2 separate regions of the Mus musculus genome follow, and region 2 is linked to region 1. A link is a loop called in an ENCODE intact Hi-C map of the cell type or tissue named here. Cell type or tissue: left cerebral cortex. All regions are shown on one strand.

What was found. A loop is a pair of places that touch in the nucleus more often than their neighbours do. Peaks named below come from ENCODE experiments on the same cell type or tissue, not always from the same donor. Only the 100,000 strongest peaks of a DNase experiment are listed, where the experiment ranks them.
Region 2: a loop joins it to region 1, with 2.2 times the contacts of the local background. A loop is called at or near these places in 3 of 42 quality-filtered maps.

What each region holds. Positions count from the first base shown.
Region 1 is chr16:37,701,017-37,709,016 of GRCm38, forward strand. No RefSeq gene overlaps it. Among named protein-coding and RNA genes, the nearest start is that of Gm46547, 10 kb to the right of the region's middle. In left cerebral cortex, no CTCF peak of the experiment used is centred here; DNase peaks (open chromatin) are centred at 3,063, 3,437, 4,020 and 4,429; H3K27ac peaks cover 2,947 bases.
Region 2 is chr16:37,773,440-37,781,439 of GRCm38, forward strand. It overlaps Fstl1 (follistatin-like 1), which reads left to right and starts at 3,616. Exons shown (of 11, transcript NM_008047.5): 1 at 3,616-3,713; 2 at 3,855-3,911. The coding sequence starts at 3,855. In left cerebral cortex, no CTCF peak of the experiment used is centred here; DNase peaks (open chromatin) are centred at 3,229, 3,488, 3,998, 4,088 and 3 more places; H3K4me3 peaks cover 1,545 bases; H3K27ac peaks cover 1,461 bases.

The DNA.
Region 1 (8,000 bases):
AGGTGTGGGATGTGGAGCAGTTGGAGGGTGGGAGGGGAGGGGCAGGGAATGGAATATGGAGTGTAAAAAATGAATTACAAATAAAATTAAATTTAAAATAAAAGAACAAAGTCATAGGACAGAGTGGCATATACCCGGGCATACCAAAGAAACGAACTTTTTTTTTCTGAGTTCTTTAAGATGTATTTGACTATCAAAAGCAAAAACTGAGGAAATATTTAGACATGAACAAAAATGAATCTTCAACATGTCAAAATTTGTGAATGTGAAGAGTATGATGGTTTACCCTGTAATCCTAGCATTCAGGAGGCTCAGATAGGAGCATGAATTCCAAGCTAGCCTGGGCTACATGGTAAGACCTTGCCTCAGGAAACACATTAGCTACGAAGCAATTCTTCAAGTCAACAAGCTACACTTCCACTTTAGAAACTGGAGATGGAGTTCAAAATAAAGCAAAACCCAGCAAAAGGAAGAAAAAGGGCAGTGTAAAGTCGGTGACATAGGAAATAGGAAGCCAAGAGAGAAAAATTCATAAAAGCAAGGTTTGATAAAACTGACAAAGCTTCAGGCAGACAGAAAGGAAGGTAGGGAGGGGATAAGGGGGAATGAGAATAATAATAAAGGAATATCATGAACAATATTGCAGTGGTTTGAATATACTTGATCCAAGGAGTGGCACTATTAGGAAGTGTGGCCTTGGAGTAGGTGTAGCCTTGTTGGAAGAAGTGTGTTACTGTGGGAGTGTACTTTGAGACCCTTCTTCTAGCTTCCTGGAAGTCAATCTTCTCCTGTTTGCCTTTGGAACAAGATGTAGAACTAACTCTCAGCTCCTTCTCCAGCACCATGACTGCCTAGATATTGCCATGCTTCCTGCCATGACAATAGTGGACTGAACCTCAGAGCCTGTAAGCCAGGTCCAATTAAATGTTGTCCTTTATAAGAGTTGCCTTAGTCATGGTGTCTCTTCACAGTCATGGAAATCCTAACTAAGATAAACACTATAGGGTAAAATTTCACTAGCTTAGATGTCATATGTCCTTTTCTCAAAATCACAAACTATAAATCTCAGCAAAGAAGAAACAGATTAACTTGTAAGCAATCAATGCCATTGTTTAAATTTTCCCTGAGAAAAATTAGCCCCAAAAAATGTTGCTTGCAAGCAGCCACAAATAATGAGGAGGATGACGTAGTTCATTGGCCACGCTAGGTGCCTGTGTCCTGGACTGTTCACCCACCTGACTCTACCTGCCCTTTAGCAGGTAAGAAAAGCTGCAGAAAGCTCTCTGAACACTGCTTCAAGTTCCTTCAAGTCTCTCTACCCGAGCCCCCATTGGTCCCAAGAAAGCAGTTCTTCTAAACAACAGTTCCCAATTGGCTGGCATTGTCGGGGCACCAGCAATCTTTGGTCTCTCAGGCAATCATTCAGGTTTTTCTGTAGGAGATGCTTTTTGTGGCTGTGTGGCCCCCAGTGTTTACATAGAGGTGTCCCTGTTCCTGCTACAGAGTCTGAGGGAGTTGCAAGAAATAGCCAAAATATCACGAGAAGCTCTTTGTGTGTGTGTGTGTGTCTATGAAGTCATAACAAGTGAAGACGAGAGAAGACCAGCAAAGCCTTGCAAGGTGAACCAATGCAAGAGTGTCATCTCCCCCTCTGTGGGGTTATATTTATATTCTCTTTAAACATCATGTACCCTCTCAAGCATCTGCTCCAGCAAAATATCACATCCCCTCTCACAAAACAACTTCCAGAGAAACATCACATGTCTGCTTCAGCCAAACATCCTCTCACAAGTCTGCTTCAGCCAAACATCCTCTCACATGTCTGCTTCAGCCAAACATCCTCTCACATGTCTGCTTCAGCCAAACATCCTCTCACAAGTCTGCTTCAGCCAAACATCCTCTCACATGTCTGCTTCAGCCAAACATCCTCTCACATGTCTGCTTCAGCCAAACATCCTCTCACATGTCTGCTTCAGCCAAACATCCTCTCACATGTCTGCTTCAGCCAAACATCCTCTCACATGTCTGCTTCAGCCAAACATCCTCTCACATGTCTGCTTCAGCCAAACATCCTCTCACATGTCTGCTTCAGCCAAATATCCTCTCCAGAAAAACATCATGTGACACAACCGAGTTTCCAAAGAAACCAAAAATTTCCACTTCCATGATGACTCCATTTAAATTGTGTTCCCTCCCCTAGTCTTCCTTGGGCTATACACTCCAGCCCCACCCCAGGCCATGGGGAGTCAGGACAGAGTTGCACACATAGGTGGTAGGGAGTGGTTGGATGCTCAACTGAAGGTTTCATGAGCTTCCTTGCTCTTGTCTGGTGGCAAACAGTCAACGAGTCTCACAGATGAGCAAAGCTGAATGCCCCAAGATGGACCTGTTTGACTGAGAGGCCAGGCCTGTACCACAGTCAGCCATCCAGTAAGTGGGATAATCAAAAGATAGTATATGTATGAAAAGAAAACTTGTCACAGTGATGGTGACTGTCTGAGGGGCTGTTGATGCCTTGAGGATGTTAGGCAGGACTCTAGTCCCGAGCTACTTTTCCACCCATTCATTACTTTAAAGAATGAACTGCTAAGGGATCCCAGAAACTGAATGCCAACTGAGAGAAACCAGTCACAGAAGGCGGGAGCCTAATGCCCAGTGAAAAAAAGCTCTGAAAGTGGCAAGATGACAGCACCTTGCACCTCAGCTCAGTGGTTTCCTGAGGCAAGGATGGGCAAGGAAACGGTGGACACAAACTTACACACAGAGTGATGAGAAATTAGTGATCCTCACTGATGGGGAGGTGGCTACGAGACTATGCGAACACCCACAAACTCATCAGATTTCACATTTAACATGGGTGAATTTTGTCTTACGCAAGTCATCCTACAGTACAGATGTTAAAAGGTTTAGTTTAAGGTGTTCTCAGACAAATGAAACCCCACAGGAGCCAATACCAATGGCAGAGACTCAGAGGAAGCACCAGGGAGTTGTTCAGGCTGAAGAAGGATCTCACATGCAGCCTCGAAAGGTAAACATGTGACTTCGCATAGAAGCCAGCTGACTGTGACCACCATGTAAATTCAGTCCCTGGTGTTTTAGTAGTGGCAACTGTAAGAAGCGGGTGAGAACAGCAAGATTACAAATTACAGAGGACCTCGCTGTAGCCAAGAAGCAGGAAGCTCCAAATAGCTCATGGGAGATAAAGCTGCAATGCATAGGGAAAAAATTACATATTGTTATCTCTATGGTAACTACAGAAAGAATTATGTAAGAATGTACAGCCAAAAAGCTAATAAAGGAATAATAAAAAATGCTTTCATAATCCAAAAAAAGGCAAAAAAAGAGAAAAAAATGAACCACACCCAGGAGCAAGATGTTGTGCTTAACTGGATCCTTAATCACTTTAAACATATCTGCAATCCAATGTAAAGACAAAAATCTGTCATCCTGATTTAAAAGTAAGATCCACCTATATGTGTCTCTCCAGTTACACATAACCGAAAGGTTAAAAATAAAAGGCTGATTTTCCAGTACAGATAACGACATAATTTGGCATGGTACAATTAATATCAGCTGAAGTAGACATTGAGGTAAGACAGCTTCCTAGAGATGAAAAGAGACATCTCATAATCATGGAAATATATTTAAAATATCATTCCTACCATCCTTTCTCATGTTAAGTACTGTAATTATCTAATAATAGAATGCCAACCTTCTGGAAATATGATGGTTCCAAAATGTCTTGTCACTCAAATTTAGAAGCACGACAAAATGGATCTTTAAAAAAAAATCATTGCCTGTTTATACATGGCATTAGACTTCCCAGAGAGACACTCCTGACAACGTTAGGACTATTGTTTGCTGATCATCAGAGGTTGTATTCCTTCTGATATAATTAATACGTGAACAAATACTCTTCCGATCTGTCCTGTTTAATATGTAGCTTCTAGTTCCTCCTCATTGTCCTGACAGCTTTTGTGATGAGTCACGCAGAAAGCAGGATTTAGCTGGCTCTGCCAAAGTAGACTTGTCTCACTAGCTGTATGAGATAGTTCAGGGGCGGCGGCTGTGTCTTGGTAGGAATTCAGCCTTTTAAAAGATAACCTTACTGTTGATTTGTGTTCAGCTTTTTTTCCCCTCTGTGCATCCATCCTGTAATATATCCTTAAATAGAAAGTAATGAAAGTAAAGCTATAGAATGTTATACAAATGTCAGCTTGTTACTTTTTTTTTCCTCAGCTCTGAATGTCATCTTTCAGGAAACACATATGGCCCAGTGGCGTGCTTCTGGTCCTAAAACCCTCTTCTCTCAGTGAGCAGGAAGTAGAGACCGAGACACTCCCAACACTGAACCAAGCACTATCTGCATGGAACCCTGAAGGAGAATCGGGACATGTCTGTTTTTCAACAATTTTACTTAAATTAGTAACAATGTGGAGGAGAATTCATTTCTAAGCTTTGAGAATCTTCCAAGCTGGGCCAGCTCAAATGCGAGATAAATCCATGGCACACTCAAACTGAGGCTCTGAGGAGATGTGAGTGCTGTGTCGGGCTCTCAGAGGAAAGGAGAGTTCTCAAGACCTAGAGTAGATACTCTGTGTGGGGAGCGTAGGCCAGTAAGAGATAGAGCAGGAAGGAGTCACAGGGACCACTCACTCACACTGTTGTCTCAGGAGCCTCTGCCTTCCTGACCAGACTCCTCACCCACCAAAGACAACAGAAAGCAAAGGAAGGTGAGTTGGGCCAGCTTCCCTGGATACAAAGGATAATGAAGAAAAATGCAGAGGAAATAGAGGGTCATAAGAACTACCTAGCACGGGACATCATTGCTACTGTCTAGAAGAGAGCCTTCTGCTGTGCTGCTGTCAACTGTGTGCTGTAGGGCTCTCTGCATACCATCGAACTTCTCAGAGCCATAGGGCCCATGGATGCTAAAAAACGAGAGGGATAACTTCCTCTTCACAGACCCGCTGGAAGGATAAGGTTAGCATGGGTAACATTTACCCAGGCGCTTGGCACACAGCGGGTGTTCGGTAAACCCCAAATTACCTTTTCTCTGATATAAAGGTTATTCTCTGCTTGCCTCTTTTAACCAAAGTCAAGATACCTTCCTTCTCTTTCAGTGTTGGCACACATTGGAAAAATCCTCTTATTCCTGCAGGTCCTGGGGGAGTGTCAGGATCATCCCAATAACAGATACATTATAGAAATAATTGCCTTAAGTCAGGAAATTATTTAGGGAGAAAAACATTTTTTTTCTTCCTTCAGAAATGCTGCACGTACCACAGGGACCAATTTGGCCTTCAGCAAATACTCCGGCATAAATTTCCTCCGTTTACCAGAAGCTGCAGTTTATCTCCTAGGACAGTTAGACGTTGACATCCGCTGCTTCCGATCTGTTTCTTGCTGGTGATAATATACTCAGCGTGCAGGATGCTTTCATGGGATTGACATTTGGGAAAGCTAAGAAGATTTGCTCTAAGCCAATTGCTCACCCCAAGGATTAGAGCAGTTTTTATTGTGGAATCAGACACCAATTTGCAAAGCTATTTCCCAGTTTTGATGGAAAGTCTTTAATGTATTCCTGTAACCACCTAATGTTTTAGCCATTCTCCTCCAGGCTGGAATGTTTTCTGATCTTCCCTTGGCCCAGAGTGGTTCCGATAATAATGGTTGTGCTGTTTTTATGGGTTTCCAGAAGAGTCTGGGCCATGCCCAGGCTGCAGACTTTCCCTAGGGGTGCTCCAATGATGGGGGTGGGGGTGGGGAGTGGAGGTTATTGAGTACCTTACTGAGAGAAGCTCATTGAGTGGCAGGCACACTTCCTGCTGCATCTCTTTCTACTGGACTAACTTCACAGCCATTGTGTGGACAGGGCTAATTAGCCCCTTGCTCTTAGCATCTGCGAACTGACTCTAAGAGATGCTCTGTAGCTCGCCCAAGGCTGCCCAGCAATTCAAGCTAATGCAAGGCTTGGGATGGCAGTGTTACAATTCTTCTAAAGAATTGTCCAAGAGTAAGAAGTAGATTTATGTACTTAATCTCTTACACTCAGCTGCTAACTGTGTGCTGTTTGCAAAAGATCAAAACCTACCAGACTTTTAACATTAAAAGACAAACAAACAAACAAAACAAAACAAAACCAAAGCTGGGCGTGGGGGCACACGCCTTTGATCCCAGCACTCAGGAGGCAGAGGCAAGCAGATTTCTGAGTTCAAGGCCAGCTTGGTCTACAAAGTGAGTTCCAGGACAGCCAGGGCTATACAGAGAAACCCTGTCTTGAAAAACCAAAAACTAAAAAACAAAACAAAAAACCAAAAGGCAAACAGACATAAGTGTGGGGAGTGGATGAAGTGCTCAGTGAATGTGTATTATTGACATGAGTATGACCCTGTTAAAGACTCATGGGAATGACGTGAATTCCTGGGCTAGGCTCAGAGAAATGGCAAAGACTTTCCCCGGTTTGTGCAGATGATGACAGTGTGCGTGTGTGCTGAAAGTATGGACCATAGCTTCCTCTTCCCTGATGTCTGCAGCCTGAGACCAATCCCTGATAGACTTCTTCCTGAGGTTGAGCCTGCCTCCTAGTTTTCAGCTGTGTACAATAAGCTCAACTCTTCTAATCAGATGTATAAGAAAAACCCACTGAGTTTCCGGGATGCTAGTTAGTCTCCATCAGAGCTCATGGTCCACCCTATCCCAACTAGTCTATGATTCTGTGTCTATCCTTTCTTCACCTTCCCATGTTCCAGTCAGGTCAATTCCATGTTAATCCCAAAGATATGAGGAAGAATACCACTTACCCAAATCATCATGCTCTAATTAAAGCAAGCAATTAATTAAATCAAACTTGAGTTCAGCTTTGGACTTGAGGAAGGCAAGATTTTTATAGCTCAGGATTAGGGGTTTTCCAAATGGAGTCTTTGTTGGGCAAAATAGGTGGGATTACAGGAACAGAACGTACGCATAGCACGTTAGTTATGCTTATGATTGCAAGGTGGTCATAAGGTAGTCATAACAACGGATGGTCATAATAACCTTCTGAAGCAAAAGGACGGATGCCATTTCCTGGGACAGGAAGTCCAGCACCATTTGTAGTTAAGGTCAAAGGTTGGGCATAGCCCCATCCTTGAGAGACAGACATTTAATCATAGACAGAATGAACCTAGTTTGACTTTAGTATAAGATGAATGAAGGCAGGCTGGTTTTCCAGCCAAAGCCATGCAAGTCATGGGGGACCTAAGAGTTCCCGTCTTCAAAAGGAAGACACAGCCATTATAAACAAAAGTCATTGACTATTTTACTAAGGAAAGGACTTATAGATTCTGGAAATGATTTAGAAAGGGGCTGGGGATTCAAAGTTGTTCTATCTTTTTTAATGTGGTGTGTATGGTACGTGTGTGTGTGTGTGTGTGTGTGTGTGTGTGTGTGTGTGTGTGTGTGTGTGTGTTTGCAGGGACTGCATGCGCACAGGCCTGGGTATCATCTTCAGGAGCACTGTTCATTATGCTGTTCTAATTAAGCACAGAAAACCAATGTTCTGTAAAGACAGACTCTGGCACTAAATCTTACTTGGTCAAAGCAAGTCCCGGTGTTCATTCCTAAGCAGAGTCTTGAGGCCTGATGAGGGTCAGCTGGAGCTGACCCCACGCCTTCATTAGCTGTAATAATCAAACACAACATATGGTTTTGATCTCTTTGTACATAACTTTTTCTCAATATTCTTCAGAATTACCTTGAGGACTTACTAAAAGCACACACTAGTGCCAGGACTTCTGATCCAGTAGCAGTGTCAGTCGCCTCTGACTGTACATTTTTTCAGGTGGCAAACGGTACCTTGTAGCTGGTCCATAGGCCATGATTTGAGAAGTGTCATCCTGCGCACATACTGGTACCAAAGGCACCAGATGATTCTATCACATCCAGGAAGAACAAGGGTGTCCTTGAACAGTCACCATCATGTTCCCTGTGGCAGAGCTACGTTTTCTTCCAACAGTAGC
Region 2 (8,000 bases), 72 kb after region 1:
CAAATAATACTGCAAGTAGATCTTGTTGTAGTACATCATAGACGATTATAGGGAACTAGCTCTTGTCAGTCCTACCAGCTCAGAGCAGAATTCACAGTCCAAGCTGTGAACTCACAACTACTCTGAGCATCCAGTCCCTAAACCTCTAGACACAATCAGCCTGGTTTTTAGATGGATCTAAGGTTGGGTCCCCATGCGTCTAAGTCAGCCGATTCCCCCAGTCACAGTGATCAGTTAAGGAGACACAAAGAAAATCATTTTGGAGCTGGTGGTTCCCACATGAAATCACAGTACTGGGGAGGGTAAAACAAGAGGATTGGTTAAGGCCAAAGAGTGGGATTCTGGAAAAAAAGAAAGAAAGAAAGAAAGAAAGAAAGAGAGAGAGAGAGAAAGAGAGAGAGAGAGAAAGAAAGAAAGAAAGAAAGAAAGAAAGAAAGAAAGAGGGAGGGAGGGAGGGAGGAAGGAAGGAGAGAGGGGGAAAAAGAAAAAAAAAACCTCTTCTTGGACTTTAAAAACATATCTTAAGATGTCTATGACATCTCCAGAAAAAACGCTAACTCCCTCACCTACATTAGCCCTCTAGGGTCAGTTTCTCACCCTGAGAACAGACTGTAGCTCTCAGGAAGCACCCGGCAAATCCTGGGAAAGAAATGACTGCTGAAAGTTTTAAAAAAAAAGTAAGACATAGGTCCTGGGGACACAGGCAAGCTCCTTGGAGAAGAGTCCCTAAATCAAGCCCTTGTCCCAGCACTTCTCAGCTACATGAAGTCAATAAATCCCAGGCTACTTATTCAAATTGGCTTCTATAGAGAGACACTTAAATAAATATCTATCACTCACAATGGAAAATATCCCTCACCAAACCCAACTCCCTCTTATAATTAGTTTTGATGTTACTTTTATCTCTTTTGTCTCTGTTTGTTGATTATATAGCTATACTCTGAATCAAGGAGAATTATGTCCTAATATTAAACAGAGATAATAGTATACAATAAAATGCCAAGACATTTTATTGGGAAAATATCTGAGTTTTTCTGATCTTCAGTTTTCTTATCGGAAGATGGAAATCACTTTAAAAAGCTTTCAGTGTCTTGTAGCAGTTACCTAAAAATACGGCATGTTGCAAGCTCTGGTATCCCTGGCACATAGTACTGGCTACCATTTAGATGCAAGGCAGATCGATAAAATAATAATGGTTCTACCCTTTATAGAACCCTGCTTTCTGTCTGCCAGGCACTTTTTACAACCTGCCACTTTAAATTGTACTGGCCCCTGAAGGGCATCATGACTGCCATTTGTCAGATGCTAGAACCTAGGCTGGGAGAGGGCAAAGGTTAGCAGCTGGTAAGTGCAATGCCAGTATAGAAAGCCAGGTTGGTTTTGACTTCAAACTTAAGTATTTTCTACTACCCCCAAGCTGTTGTCAAGAAAAGGGCAAGCAAGAGATGCAAAGAAACTCATTTTCAGTTCTGAAAGCAATCAAGAGACTTTCCGTAAAGAAATGGCCTCCTTGTAAGCAGGAGATATCTGTGAGAAACCGCTTAGGCTATGTTGACAGCCCTCCTATGGGAAAAGCACAGGAAGTTTTGAGGGCACACAATGGTGTTATTAGAGGACAGAAGCAAACCTTAGTACATCCAAGCTCATTTCTTCAAATCTAGCACAATGACAGGCAGGGTAGCCAATGGGGGGCATTTATGCTCTGTTCATCTTGATCCAACAAATAGGAAGGCATGTAACACCTGACTGCTGAGCTTCAAAGAATGCATCATTCTCTCTGTGTTCTATTTTCCTTTCTGTTGCTGTGATAAAAGACATCGACCAAAAGCAACTTAGGGGGAGTGTATTTCATCTCAGAGGTCACAGTCCATCACTGAGGAGAGTCACAGCAGAAAGATCCCCAAGTGGGAACCTGGAGCAGAAATCTGGGAGGGATGCTGCTTGCAGGCTTGCTTGCAGGCTCATGCATAGCTAGCTTTCTAGCCCAGGACCAGGTGCCTACAGAATGGCACCACCCACAGTGGGCTAGGTCCTCCAACATCAACTATCAAGTCAATGCCTCCACAGACATAGGCCCGTCTAATAGGCAATTCTTCTCTTAGCTTCAGGCTATGTCAACTCAACAATCAAAACTAACTAGCACACCCCTCTTAAGTATAGAGGGCAGTGACTATTTATTTATTTATTTTTATTCATTAATTTTGCTTTTTCATGCAGCTAATTTTTACACAAGCAGGTTTTCCAACTCTCCCTGTACCTATGGGGTGTGTTTGATTCTGGGGTTCAGCAGTAGCAAACCCATTGCAGCCCCTGCTGTTTTAAAGCCATGGCCAACATTCCAATATGACCCATAACAGAGTTTACATTTTTGTTTCCATCTGTGTAGCACTCGGGCTATCTCAGTGTGGAATTTAGGCATAATTTTGAAACCTTCAGCTGTAGGTATTCAGCAGACCTCGGTAGACGATAAACTAAGACAAGTTCAGAGCACACCATGATACCTGGTATGATGAGAGCATCGGGGTGTGTGGCAAAGAAGGTGAAGAGAAGACGAAAAGGTTCGGCCACGGGGTGAAATGGAGTGCTTACAAGGAAGGCAGAAAGGTTGGATTTGGTGTGGGAGAAGAAAGTGGATGAAGTATCTCAGTGAATGAAGATGTGACACGGTACTGTCTAAACCCCAGAGCGAAAGAACATGGCGGTTAGTTTTCAGTGCTGTCAAGAATGGGCTGAGCAGGTAGAAAGTGGGAGTCGGCAACCAGAGGTTGAAATGTGTCACACAGAGATTTATTTTTGACCGCCAGAGATAGGGAAGCCAGGGCAGGAAAGAGATTGGGGATCCACACTCTTATTATAGGGGCGGCACACCTTTGAAGACCTCTGGGGAAAGAAACACTGGTGGAGATCAAAGGCTCAAAGAGGGACTTTTCCAGAAATGGCCAAGGTGCTAACGGGAGATTGGTGAGATGGAGAGGGGTTAGAGTTCCTGGGTTGGAGGGAAGCATATAAAAATGCTGCAGAGCAGGGCACTTGCCCCCTCTCCCTAGTACACCCACAGTTGACCGCAAAGTAGCTTTCTGCTCACCAGCCCATCTTGGGCTCCTATGCCTGCTTCCTTCTTGGGCTGTAGTAATACCTTCACATCCTCTACTCTCCCTTTTCCCTTTCAACAAGGAAGGGTGGCTCTGGGATGCTTAGGTTCGAGTCCCAGCCCTGGCATGGATGCCCACTGTACTGTCCATCTGGTTGTCACTGCAGTCCTCAGCGAGTTCCTTCTGTTACCCACCCCCACCCACCCCCCCGCTGCCGCAGGCCAGCGCCCCTCCCGGGCGTGGGATTTCTGTGATTTCCCCCGCCTTTGTTTCAGGGTCCCCTGAGACACGGACACCCAGTGCCTTCTCTTGAGATATCTGAAGATTCTTGGTTGGGGTCTAGGAGAGGACGGGGATGCCTGCGGTGCATGGACGCTCCTGGGCTACTGGCGGGGGCCGGGAGGAGGGAGCGCAGCGGGAGCCGCGGGGGCAGCGCTGCAGAAGGGGAGGAGAATAGGGAGGAGCTGGGGGGCCGGAGGGCGGGGAAGGAGGGGTCTTAAGGGGCGGCGAGCCCAGGTCGGACTTCCTCGGAGCCTGGTGATAAGCGACGCTCCCACCTTCGCCTCTAACTCGCTGCCGCCACCCTGCCCAGTGTCCTCCGGAGTCCCGGACCCGAGCACGGTGAGCGCGGTGCAGAGGCCGGGCCGCTGCGGGCACCGAGGGTGCTGGGAGGAGGGGGATGAATCTGTGGGACCCGAAGAAGTTTCTAGGGTCTGAGCGGGGCCCAGCGCCTTCACTCTCACCCTCTTCTCTCTTCCGCAGATGTGGAAACGATGGCTGGCGCTCTCGCTGGTGACCATCGCCCTGGTCCACGGCGAGGTAGGTGACCGGTCTCTGGGGTTTGCGCCCCAGCGGTCGAGTGTGCACTCTAGGGATGCTCTCTGGGGGTGGGACTGAAGGTCCCCCAGCCTTACGATGGAGTGGGATTCTGGCACGCTAGGAGCAGAAATTCTACCTAACAAACTTAGATCTCAATTCTTGAAATAGTTTGGGCCAAAAGCTGGAGCCCCACCACGCCTAATATGGAGGGAGGCTGGGGAGTGGGGAGAGAGGACAGACTGGGTGGATAGGAGCAGAGGCGGCGGCCAGAGCAGCCGCAGAGTTCAAAAAGGCGCCTTGAGTTCTGTTCACTTCAGAGGAAACAGAATAGTTACGGACTTTTTCTTTCCAAGTCTTTCCTAGCCGGGGGGGGGGGGGGGGGGCACTTAAAAGTTTTTTTTTTTAACAGCAAAATGAAATTTCCTTTCTTCTTCATAGAGTGAATTGAGATTTCCTGAAATGCATTTTCTTCTTTGTAAAATGTCCTGGATTTTTGTTGTTGTCATTGTTATTATCTGGGCCCTATAAGAGTCTTTTATAATCCAAATTTCCCCTTAAACTCGGTTGAGCAAATGCAGGAATCTGCGGCTCTACCCTTTGGGGGCCTCTGGTTTCCAGCTAAAATATGTAGAGTCTCTCTCTCTCTCTCTCTCTCTCTCTCTCTCTCTCTCTCTCTCTCTTGTTTTCTTTTCAACTCCAGTGACCTTCCTGAGACACTACAAACAAACCAACAAACCCTATGGCACAAGCCCCTCCATTAACTCAAAGGTTTAGGGACAGAAAATAAACAATTCTAAATTCCCTGGGCTCCAGTCTCCAGAAAAGTGAGGTCAGAAACTAAACATTTGATAATTGTGGCAGGAAATGTGGAAAGAATTAAAACGCATGAGAGAGAAGAAATGGAATGCACATTACAAAAGAAATAGCTCCCTGGTGGGTGGTTTATAGCCCCTCAGAGTTTTTCTTTCACTTTACAGTTTAGCCCCACCCTTTGCATCACAGCTTGAGTCAATCCCAGAATTAATAAATGCACACAGTCTTCAGGACTTTAAACACACACACACACACACACACACACACACACACACACACACACGCACACACTGTACTGGTGTGTGTTCCTTTAATTCACTGTATCACTGATTGAGGTAGAAGCAGTCTATTTTTATTTCTAGAGAAATAAAAGCAGCAAGTATTTATTAGGTAGCTACTACTTGTATTAAGATTCTACTTTAATCATAGGGGAACTGAGTCAGGGAAGTTTGTGCAACTTACAAAATAAGTTATAGTAGTGAGGGCAAGATGCAAACCCAAGCCGTCTGGCTCCAGACTCCAGACAATTCATCACTACCTGGCCCGCTTACAAACATGAGGGCTTAGGATTTTACCAAGTGTTTTGTGTCTGCTCGGATCACTTCTAGCATTTCTTTTAAAGCCTCTCAGCCCTGTGAGTTGGGCTTTGTTAGTTCCGTTTTACAGAGCAGGGAACAAAGTTAAGGAAACTCATTAAATGGCCCGTGTTCAGATAACTGATTAGCTTTGGAAGTGGATCAGTATGTGACCCCCTCCCTCTACCTTTCAGATACGCCTTGAGCCCCGTTTGCCCCTCAGCCATTTTCTTTGAGTGGAGGAAATAGCCTCGGTTTTTAACTCTGGTTAAAGAATGCTCCTCCATCCTTGTGATGGCCCTCAACACCGTTAGCCAGTGGCTCTCACCTTTAATTCCAACACGTGGGAAGCAAAGGCAGGTAGAGCTTTGTGAGTTCAAAGCCAGCCTGGTCTACCTAGTGAGTTTCATAACAGCTAGGGCTAAACAGTGAGACCCTGATGATTAAGATGATGATAAAATAGCCAGGCAGTGGTGGCACATGCCTTTGTTCCCAGCACTCAGGAGGCAGAGGCAGATGGATCTCTGTGAGTTCGAAACTAGCCTGGTCTACAAAGAGTTCCAGGACAGCCAGGGCTACAGAGAGAAACCCTGTCTTGAAAAACCAAACCAAAAAAAAATAATAATAATAATTAATTAGTCAGTCAATAAAAAGAGAGCTACTCTTCTGTGATAGATGAAGTGAATTCCTGGTTAATTTCTCAGCCAGCTTAGGAATTGCCAACCACTTTGTGAAAAGACAGAACCGTTTGCAGAAGTAAGGAATCTGTGTCTCATCAGCACGAGACTGTGAGTCTCAAGGTCTGCGATCTGTTCTAAGTAACCTACTCCTCACTCCAGCCTCCTCATCCCACTGCACAGCAGAGAACAGCTCACTCCAGGTAGTAAGGGCCCCTCACTGCAATTTCCCACTGGAGCTCTATGGAAGAACATTCAGTTCCCAGGAAAAACCTGCAGAGAAAGAGGCAAAGTGCTGAGGCATGAAAACCAGGGGAGCTGGTGCAGAAGAGAGGCTGTGAAGTCAGGACACACGGACAGTGAAGAGGGAGCCCAGGCAGGAGCCACAACCGCACATTTCATAACTTCACTGTCCTAAGGATTATTATCTTTTAATCAACCAAGCCTTTGTTGCCTGCCCTTCCAGATAACACTTGGCAAGTTTTAATGCACGTGTTAAATACTACATCTTTACTCATGGGTGAAAAAAGTAAATTAACCCCTCTCCGTGGGAGACGTGACTTGGAATACATTTTACACACTATAGTTGCAGTTAATGATGCTTGCAGTGGAGGGTTTTTTCCTTGTTAACTATAAGAACATTCAGCAAACACTCAAGTATGGTATTTCTAGTCTTTTGGCATGAGTCCATTTTAGTAAAATTTAGATCTGCTACGTTGTGCAAATATTGTTGAATTCTCAAAAAGAGAGAGAGAGAGACATAGAAGACACAGAGAATTTTCTTGGTGCTCTTTGCTTTAATAATCAAACCTAAAGATTTATTTCACTTTTTTAAAAGCTACGATTGTTTTACAAATTCTATTGGTTTTTGAAAAAGCCCAAAGCTTTTGGAGTCAGCTTTCAGAAGCAGAGCTGTTCCTTCTTGGGTAAGGATGGCTGTGATGTTCTTAATGCTAGTGTATAAATTCTATTTGGTTGGATATGAGAAACTGCTACTAAATCTCACTAAGGCCAAGTATTACATTGTTTCTGTATTTTCAATGCCCTTATACTTGTCACCTCAGAGTAACACTGCTGCTGTTTGTTCCCTTTGTAGTTTCCCTATTTTACCTCCAGGATGTCCCTGCAGCCAGCCTCCATCAGAATAATGCCCCACCCATGTGAGCACACACCCACATGCTCTTCAGAGCTCTGCACACGGCTCTAGATATACACATATTGGACAGAAGTAGGCTCTAGTTGGGGCAGCAGCAGAGGGAAGGCTTCTACTAATATTCATCCCTTGGCCTGCTCTCTCTTTCCATGCCCCTTCTACTGAAATGACCACTATTTGGGGGGGGGGTTATGCAATTGGGGGACCAAGGGTAGTATAGAGAATTCCAGGTATAAGTTTGTGTGCCCCTGGAGTCTTGAGGAATGTATATTAGTTCCTCTGACATGACAGGCTAGAGGAGACACACAGCCCAACTGCCAGCTTCAAAAGGACAATCTTAGTAAGTGTCCAAGTGTCCCCCTATGCACCCTGGCTTAGTTTTACTCTGCATTCTGGGTCTAGGAATTCATTATGATAAATTACATATACAAGGGACAGATTTACCGAGGAGATCACTCACTCCAGCAAGGAATCCACACTTGAGCCATGAGCTGGGAATGTGTCTCTTGAGACGGTAGTGTGGAGAGCCAATAACAGCTCCACAGACAGATGCGCTGTGCTTAGCTGTTAGGCATGCCATGCTAGCAGACTGTCAGGGCTTTGTCCCTAGGAAGCTACACTGCTTAATGTCATTTACATCTCCTCACATGCATGTAGTTAACCACTAGGTTAGTATCTGCCAGGCTGGGGAGGGTTGGGAGTGCCTCTGCATTCTATAGAATTGTTCATTAATCTACAGAGTAAACCTTCCACCCCCACCCCCACCCCCAACTACAGCTTCAGAAAGAGCACTTGCAGCTTACACATCAGCTAGCAAAATGATCTCCTGTTTGTCCTGTAGCAAATAAACTACTTGCTGTGATGCTAAAGG